Regions from separate parts of the Homo sapiens genome. Here region 2 is linked to region 1. Evidence: chromatin loops called from intact Hi-C (ENCODE). Cell type or tissue: Caco-2. All regions are shown on one strand.

Region 1 (5,000 bases):
TTGGGTACTAGCTATGTCTCCTTTATTTTTCCTATCTTACCATGTTGATGTGTGTGATACTCACACTTTCCTCATTGAGCCATCTCCCACTCTCTTTTGTTCTTCCTGTTGATTTTAGCCTCTCGGTTTCTTTCTATTTCATTTTCCTTCCCATGTGGTTCAGGCTTTCATGCATCATTAATTAATTAATTCATTCATGTAACCAATATTTAACAAACACATGTGCCTGCACTGTTTAAAGTACAGGGGATGCAAAGATAAATAAAACAGACTGTTCTCACTGAGATTTTGTAAGATGGACTATAAAAGGTAAATAGAGAAAAGTTACAATAATTTGTTATTGCAATAAATTTCAGAAAGGAAATAAAATGGCATGATGTGCTGGAATTAAGAAACGATGAGAACAGGGAAAGGAGTTGCTTTACCTTATATGGTCAGGACCAGTCTTGGGACCAAGGATTTGAAGCAAAAATTTGATTAAGTGAAGAAGTGAGCTCTTGAAGAAGATCAATGTTCCAGGAAAAGAAAGATAAAGCAAAGGGCTTGAGGTAGAAAAGGGTTTAGTTTTTAGAAAAAAACAAGAAAACCTGACTAAAGTGGAGTGACTGCACAGGAGTATGAGTATGCAGTGAGTTTACAGATATTATTAAGACCTTGTAAAACATGAATAAAAGTTCACATTTTATTTTTAATGAAATGAGAAGTCAAACGAGGAGTCAAACCAGGAAGTTCAGATTTTCAATTTCAGCCAATGCAGTAGTCCAGGTGAGAAATGATGATGTCTTGGATCTGGGAAGTGTTAGTGATGACGGACAGAAATAGACAAATACTTGGGTATATTTTGTCAAGTTGATACATCATCTAATGATTCTCTGGGGAATTTCATTCATGTCTCAGTGCTCCTTTATAATTTTTACATCTTCATAATATAGTCCAAGGTTTTACATCACATGCAGATTGATTCAATTTGGATATTCACAGTGTTCTCTGCTTCAGTAACCATTTGTTTTCTGGGAAGAATAAAATTATTTAGGAGTAGAGAAAAATATTCATAACCAGCCAACATTGACAGGTAGAATAAAATGATAGGCCAATGGAAGATTTGATTGTTGAAAAGGAATGAAAAGAATTATAAATGAAAATGGCAATATTTTAAAGAGAAGATAAATCAACATTGTATACAATAATTCATGACCTTCAACATGAGTATAAATAATTTAGCTTGATATAAAAGATAATATTGAAGAAACACATTTTCGCATTGTCTTCTCCCGAAATAAGATAAAAGCCCTAAAATGTAAAATACATTAGTTCATGGCTCCCTAATGCTTATAGTACACCATTTAAAAGTTCAGCACAGTATTCGAGGCCTTCCAAAAATCTATCCTGCTAACCCTTATTTGTTATTATTTCTAACACATAACTCAAGCTTTTTCTACATTTAATTTTTTCATTATTCTCTGACTACTTCATACATTCTTTTGAGAAGTACTCACCTTTACTACTTCCCTACTTAGAATGTTTCCTCTTTTATTCCAACTCTAAAAATACTGCTTCATATACCACAACAGATATCACCATCTCTATGAAAACTACTCTGAGAGTGACATTGACTTCTTTTGCCTCTATAATCCCACAGCACTTGCTATAAATCTGTCTAATTTCTATTTAGGTAAATGTATATCTCTGTTGTATCCACTGACTTGCAAACTGTATAAAAACACATACATCATTTACTTTTTTCTTTGTACAATGACTACACAGAACAGCACATTTTGTGCAATAGGCTCCCAAAAATATGTGGCAAATTGAATTAAAATCTTATTTCACATAACCATAATCTAACCCACAAACCACAACTACTAAATTAATTTATAATCTGGAATGAAAGCAGGAACCATTTTGTTGTACTGTTCTTAGAGTCACTCATCAAGGCAGACTACATTAGTAACTTCATAGAGACTACAGTACAGTTTATATAGCATTCATACATTTCTTTGGTCTCGTAATAGTGGGAAGATCACATCCTTCATAAATGTTCATGACCATAATCATCAGCATCATGTTAGTAACAATAATAGAAGGCATGACAGATGATTTGCTAGCCATTCTCCTTCATTTTCTAAATTAATCCTACAGCACTGGTTTAGCAAGGTAGTTGCTAATTCCATTTTGGAAGGAGAAAATAAAGTTGAGAGGGGTTAAGTGAGTTTCCCAAGATCACTCAGTTAGAGAATAGCAGAGGGGAGATATAATTCCAGCTCTGTCTGATCCCAGAATACTTGCTCTTTCTCTGTATTACACAGACACAGAGAAAACAAAGCATCATCTTAGAAAAGGGCAGGTCTGCACATTAAGTCTCTGTTGCCTGCTCTAAGAAGCAGAGAGGAGGGCCTGCATGCCCTATATACCTATAAACCTGTGATGTTGGGTAGGTATTAAAAAGGTTTGCTGTTGGCCAACCACTAAGGGGCAGTGATACATAACAATCGGCACCTTGTGGCTCTGAGCAGCAAGTCATGGCAGCTATAAGTCCATTGCAGAAAAAAGAATTGAATCCTCTTGGTTTTATTTCTCAGTAGAGAACTGGAGCAGAAACAAAGCAAAACACTTTGTCTCCCCCCAGGATCTAGTTATACCTTTTACTAAGACAAACACATCACATTCAATTCTCCGATCTCATTGCTGATGAGAGAGAAATACATTCAGAGAACCAACTGGAGCATCCAAATATCCCTCACACAAAAATAAGCAGTGGCTTTGTTTACAGATCTCTTTCCTTTCTTTACCACCGTCCTATGCTCATAGAGGCAAGCAAGTTAACTTGTATGAAAACATGTTCTCTTTTTGTTACTGAAGTTTAAGGTTTCAAATGGGCTATAATGTCTGAATGCTTGGACCCTAGCAATTAGGGTACTGGTAGTTAATGTCCTTCCAGCTCTGTCAGCTCCAGCTCCTTTACATAATATCCTCAAATATTGCTTTTATGCTGGACAAGGTTGGATGCATAGAAATTGCTATTATAAAGGTTAGAGGGAAAATCCTTGTACTAGAGTTGACATGCTGTATTGATCCATATGAAATCCAACCATTACTGAGACAGATGGGGGAGCTCTGAGACTCTCAATCCAAAAATTGCATCCGTTATTGCTGATGCTGCTGTACATGCTGACAATAGCTACAGTCTGAAAAGCAGGGTTTACATGCCTGAAATAAATTGTTTTGATTAGAACCTTTAGGAGAGAAAGTCATAAGGTACAGTTTTATTGACTACTTGCCAAACAACACGGACCCATGCACCGTAAGCTTGTTTTGCTCTTGTAAGTCAAGCAACAACTAGGCTTTTATTTTCTAACATTATGGACTTAGAGTATAATATATTGTCATTTACTTTGAATTATTGCACACGTGGCATTTTAGGAAATGGTATTAATTTTCAAGTATTGCTGACTTCTCTTCATATCTTTGCTTGTGTATTTGCTTGTTTCCTTATAGCAGGTATACTTTAATTTTGTGTGATAAAATTAGACTGCTTTGATTGTGTGATAATCCATTAAGTGTTGTGGCCAACAAAGTGAGTTCAGAAAGCTGCTACTGGGCCCTAAGAAACAAATTGTAAGGAGAATAATTATATAACTAACTATATTAATAATGCCTTTTTTGTTCTCTCCTCTGAAGCTTATTTTTTTTTCTGTGCAGAGAGCTTTCTTTTAATCTATTGCTGTTTTTCCAAAACAAAACAATTCAGTGCAATCAACCAAAAAAATTGGACAAATGGTTGTAAAATGCAAAATGAGAAGCCAGCATCCTTGTTGTCTGAAGTTGGACCTGTGTTACTTTATCCCTCACTAAAGCAATTCATCGTGATGTTCTTTTCCCATTGAAATGCATGGAGCTCATTCTTCTTTCTTACATTCTTAGCATGCATATGTGAATTTCAGTGTTGGCTCTTACAGATAGAATAGAGAGTACAGAAAGTTCACTCTAAGTACTACTTATAATGATACAATTCCTGTATCTGTTACACCTACGTGAAAACAAACATCTTGCCTAGAGAGAACGAGGGGTGCATGTTTTCCATACAACCACTTTTATGAATACATAAAATTAAGTGCATGAATAAAAGGAAACTACATGTATTATATAATATATTTTATGATGAGCACTGTATTGCCTGTTTTACGTATATTATATACCAAATTTTGTCTAATTTACTGAAACAAAGAAAAATAATAACTAACAAATATATATAGTGTTGTGCCCATTAAGTGCAAACTTGACTTAATCAGTCTTGTATTTATTAATCCAACTACATCCTAACTTTGTTCAGATTAATTAATCAATTAGTAAAATGCAAGTAGAACATGATGACTGCCCTCTAGGATTTTATAATCCATTCAACAGATATGAATCATTGCATTCCGTTGTTAGCTGGGAAATACTAAATGTCAAATGATTATTAAAGCTATGTACTAAGATATCAACAAAGGCCAGATATTGCTAGCTGAATAGAATAATACTTTTGTCTCATACAACAAATGCCTGTTTAAAAAAAAAAGGGCATGTATTAATTAATGTGGCAGCACCAGTATATACAGCTAACATTTGACCAATAGCATTTCAAGGTTTCATAAATTGTTCTTAATATGTGCTGACACCACCAGATTCTAAAATGGTGAGATCCAGGGTCTCAATTTTTAAAAACTCATTTGAATGACAAGTTGCCTAGCTTTCAGTTTATATGCCATAGGAGAGCTAAAGGTAGAATTAAATTTGCTAGAATCTGAACCTTGGATTTGGGGTTAGCATTGAAGTCTGGACCACAAACTATATTTTTCAATACCCAGTCTGCACTACCAGGCACCCACAGTAATGCTAATTGCAAGGGTCCTGTCATCTTTCTAAAGTGTTGCATGAAGTTTTATCACCATTATCATTACAGGATAAATAAAAAAGATTATTACATGAAACTAGTTAACACTTGTCCATATGTCAGAATG
Region 2 (5,000 bases), 130 kb after region 1:
CCCACCTTAGCACCAACTCATATTCTCCAGCTTCTGTCAATTCATTAAATGCTGATTTAGAATTTTATGGCAACATTTGTCTCAGATGAGAGTTACAGCAAAGCTCATCATTAAACCTTATAATGTTTAGTGCTGCCTATAATTTATGATTCCATTTTAAGATCTAATCCACCACAATAATTTGTCTTAAGACTCTGAAGATACATCATGTAGTTAGCTTTTTCTTGCAACATCATTTATAAAGACAGGATCTGACTGTATGCTTGAGGAATATATTTTATTTAGAGCACAACAATGCATTGATAGATTTGTCATAAATTATCTCAAAAGAAGAAATATCAAAAGGATAGTACACACATAATGATCTACACCATACACAATGGCATCAGGATCATTTGGGAAGGATAACAGATACTCAGGGAAAAGAAAATGAAATTGTTTTCCGACTTGAATTGTATCATTAGATGCTATGCAAAAAGTTATTCATAATCTGGCTCTAATTTACCTTTTGTTTCTAAGCCCAAATTCTGAAACTGATTCTTTCTTATTAACATTATGCCACAGTTCTACTAAGAAACTTACTGTTTCAGCCCTAGACTACAATATTTTCATAACTATCCCCCATTTTTACCTACATCCTGACTACATCCTTTACATTGTTGTTTAAGTAAGTTATTTAAGGGGAAATATGATTGCAAATTCCCAGTGCTGGTTGAAGTATTTCCGTGTTTTCCCATTCCTTATAGAATAAGGCTTCAAGCACTTTAGCAAGACAAAAAAGAACCTTTCCTAATTGGTATTATTATTCTCCTGCAAATCAAAATTTGCCATGCTGTAGAAAGTACTTATTACTCCAGTAATATTCTTCTGTGTCTTACCTCATTATTTTATGTATCTCTTTTTTCCTATGAATATTTATTGTTCAGCTACTCTGCTGAAATTGCTGTGGTCTATATTGGGTAAGAAAAATTGGACCTAGTCTCTGATACTGTGATTCTTACAGTCTGATGGGGAGACAGATATTAATTGAATAATCATATAAATACAAATAAAATCACAACTGTGACAACAGGCATAAAAGAAGGGAACACAGTGCTATTTCTTTTTTTTTTTTTTTTTCCTGAGACGGAGCGTCACTCTGTCATCCAGGCTGGAGTATAGTGGCGTGATCTCAGCTCACTGCAACCTCTGCCCTCTGAGTTCCAGCGATTCTCCTGCCTCAGCCTCTTGAGTAGCTGGGATTACAGGTGCCTGCCACCTCGCCCTGCTAATATTTTGTATATTTAGTAGATACCAGGTTTCACCATCTTGGCCAGGCTGGTCTTGAACTCCTGACCTCGTGATCCACCCGCCTCGGCCTCCCAAAGTGCTGGGATTACAGTCGTGAGCCACTGCACCTGGCGGAACATAGTGGTATTTCTATAGGCCAATTACAAAAGAGTGAGATTAAGTCAGAGAAATCAGGAAAACTTTCTTGAGATAGAATTTTAGAGCAAAGATCTAAAGGATATAGATGCTATCTTTGCAATAAGAGAATGGAAGGCCATTAAAACAGAACCTTACCTACTTCCTTCCAGGCTTTCATTGATTTACCTTTCTTCCTCATCCACTTCTCCCTTTTCACATGATTCAAAATTTACGTCTCCCAGAAAACATTCCTCACTCTTTTCTTCTCAGACTAGTTAACCCCTCTTTCTGTTACCCCCCAAATGGCACATTATTTGCATTGTATTATTTCTCTTTTATGATACTTTCAACATTATTTTCTAATTACTTTTTAATAATTATGATGCTCCAGTTGAGTGAAAGTTTTTTAGGGCCATGTCCTTCAATTTTTATCTGGAGTAGGAAATGTCAAGAATTCAATATATGCTTGTTGAAGAAAGCAAAGAAGGAAAGGAAAGCAAATAAATGGAAATGGAAAGAGACAGCAGGAGAGATGGGCAAAGAAGGAGATGGGAAAGGAGGAGAGGGAAGGAAGAGAGACCTGAAGAGGGAAGAGATAAAGAAAGAAAATACAGAGCAAGTAAAGTGTCCAAATAGACACTTTCATTTTCTACTACAAATTCACCTATTCAGTAAGATCAAGGAAAAATTTCAGCTGGGCACAGTGGCTCATGCCTGTAATACCAACACTTTGGGAGGCCAAGGAGGGTAGATGGCTTGAGGGCAAGAGCTTGAGACTATCCTGGGCAACACAGTGAGACCCTGTCTCTATTAAAAAATAAAATAAAATGGTCAAAAAAAAATATAAGTTTCTTTACAAGGTCGCTTTGATTTTTGCCAGACAAATATGTGTTCTTTCTACTTAAAACTTCAAGTATTTACACTTATTACACTTTGCTTATACTTATTACAATTTGATTATACTTTGCTCTGTTCTGCTTTATGTCTTTTTTTTTTTTTTTTGCATCTACCTAACTAAATGATTTCAAAAATAGGTTCCAGGTATTGTTATTTAATTCAATATTTTTATATTTTATATGTTTATATTTATATGTTTATATTTTTATATTTTATATGTTTAATTCATGAGATAAAATAAAATGAAAGAATGTCTCTTTCACTTTCTTCCTTTACTAATACTTTCTTCCTATATTGGCCTGCTTTATGTTGAAGTCTCTTCAACCCTTTACTGATCTCTAAAACTTTTCTCTGTATGGACAGGAATGAAGTACGAAGTGGAACAACTCTCAATGCAAAGCTTAAGGGTTGCCGGACAAGTTTTAGGGACACATTTATTAGCCAGAGTTTTTAGAAATCAGCACTATTGATGTCACTCTGGGCTGGATCATATTTTGTTGAGATAGGGACTGTCTTAAGGCTTTGTAGGATGTTCAGCAGCATCCCTTGCTTCTGCCCACTAGATGCCAGTAGCAGCCATCCCCCACCACCAGCACTCTTGACAGCCAAAACTGTCTCCAGACTTATTTGCCAAAGGTTCCCCGAGGAGCAAAATCAACCTTGACTGAGAATCACTGCTTTTAACTAACAGAGTCCCATTTCCCCAGATACGTTAAAGAATAAAAAATAAAACAACTCCATGAATTTTCTAGGGGATTTAATGTATGTGGAATGTTTACTAGTCTGGCATAAAGAAGATACTGCTTATTCTTATAATTATTATAGATCTGTTTGTTTCCTATATCTTTCCTAGTGAGGTATGATAACATATTGTCCTTTTAGACCAAATCACCATATTGGCCCAATAATGCAAGTGAATTATTTTTAAAGATTTTAAAATTCATTATTGTTGTCAGCAAGGAGTGGAGGGGATAGAAAGTGTCAAATTGGTTCCCTCAGATTTTATTCTTGTACAAGGATGATTTGAATTATTAGCCTCAAATTATAACTTTATGTGTCTGTCTATTATTTGACACATGTCTACCCATTCACACTAATAGTGAGATTTTAAAGTTGATTTTTAAATGGGTCACGGTTGACTTGATATTTCAACATGTGGGAGAGATTAGAATTATTGGCAAGCTGTATTCCCTCTTCTAGATCAAATGTTGAATAAGGCAAAAAATCCATCCAAGTTCTAATTTTAACTTCGTTCTTAAACTATTTATGGTGCAGAAACTTGTACAAAATTGCTAAAAGTAGTAGTTGGTTCCTTCTGACCACATTTGTATATAAACCCCTCAAAGAACTACTGTTAAGTATCAACTTTTAAAATGAACATTTTGCTTGCAAGGTATCTCTATTAGGAGACTCTTTTCCAATGAAGCTAAGAATTATGTAACTTTCTAATCTAAATCAACGTACCCAATCTTGTTCTACAATGTTTATTTAAAACTTCATAATAATTACTTGAAACAATATGTATCATTTTAATCTTCCTAAAATGTATGTTTCTCAGTTTCTTTGGTTAAAATCTTATATGATTTATATATGATTTATTATAGCCTCTTATTATCTTCCCTCATAAAATTAATGCAAAATTTTCCATTGTTTTAAAACACCACAGTCAGTGTTAACGACATTTGCATTGCTCTTATTAAAATATAAAGGAAACAATTTTCAAAGGATATACCTCCAATTGGAGACAAAAATAAATTAAAGAGATAATAGAAAAATGTTCCTTCAATTACTAATTATGGAATTATTTTTAATACATTAAAATGAAAAAGGTTTTATTTTTATCCCAGAAATTTAACCTTTTAATTTACATGCTAGTATTTTGCTTTCATTTATCTATATATATATAAACATTTTCAGGTTTACATTTATTTCCCTAATTTGATTTTAGACTGTTCATCTATGTAGAATATTAATTAAGATTAAGGGAAATTTGAGAAGAGATATAAATCTTAAGCTGGAAAATATTTGTGATCATTCAGATGTCATTCACTAATTAGTCAATGAAACAACAATGTTTGAAAAAAATTTTTAAATGGGTTCAGATCTATGTGATGGTTATGATTTTAACATTATCTTTGTCTCCTGTTTATAGGTCAATTGTATTTGCCACCTATTATTAAATTAAATATTCTAGAATATTTGACAGACTTTAGAAGTCCTCTACTTTAACCTTCTCTTCTGTCTTTGGTAGCTTTTAAAAGAACATGATACTTTTACAGTATGTGAAGATGCCGAGTGTATATTTCTATTTGCCCAATGTACCTTGCATATACTCCTAATCCCCTATAATTTCTACCACAGGCTTTAGTGTTGTTTCTAGTTGGATGCACAATTCTTCAAATATTAAAAACAAACATCAGAATAGACATCACAAGCTTCTTCAATTGCTTTAAATACACGAATTTGAATAATTCAGCCTGATACTTTCTTATAGAAATATTTAAATTTGTTATTATCCATTCTGTTCCTTCAAAAGGACTGTACCAGAACTGAACACAAAGTTTCAGGCATGGTTAAACATTTGAGACATTGCTGCCCTTGTTGTAAAAATTATAATTATGTTTAAGTAGCCAGCCTGAAGTTTTATTAACTTGGGGAAAAATTCAATTCAGTTAATTCAATAATATTAATAAAGT

What was found. Hi-C counts contacts between places; a loop is a spot of excess contacts. Peaks named below come from ENCODE experiments on the same cell type or tissue, not always from the same donor. Only the 100,000 strongest peaks of a DNase experiment are listed, where the experiment ranks them.
Region 2: it touches region 1 in a loop (8-fold over the local background); 6 of 110 quality-filtered maps call a loop at or near these places.

The regions. Positions count from the first base shown.
Region 1 is chr4:28,222,741-28,227,740 of GRCh38, forward strand. The region is part of intron 2 of LOC105374557 (a long non-coding RNA gene); the gene reads left to right. Among named protein-coding and RNA genes, the nearest start is that of MIR4275, 590 kb to the right of the region's middle. In Caco-2, a CTCF peak has its summit at 2,478; a DNase peak (open chromatin) is centred at 2,471.
Region 2 is chr4:28,355,325-28,360,324 of GRCh38, forward strand. The region is part of intron 2 of LOC105374557 (a long non-coding RNA gene); the gene reads left to right. Among named protein-coding and RNA genes, the nearest start is that of MIR4275, 460 kb to the right of the region's middle. In Caco-2, no CTCF peak of the experiment used is centred here; a DNase peak (open chromatin) is centred at 2,887.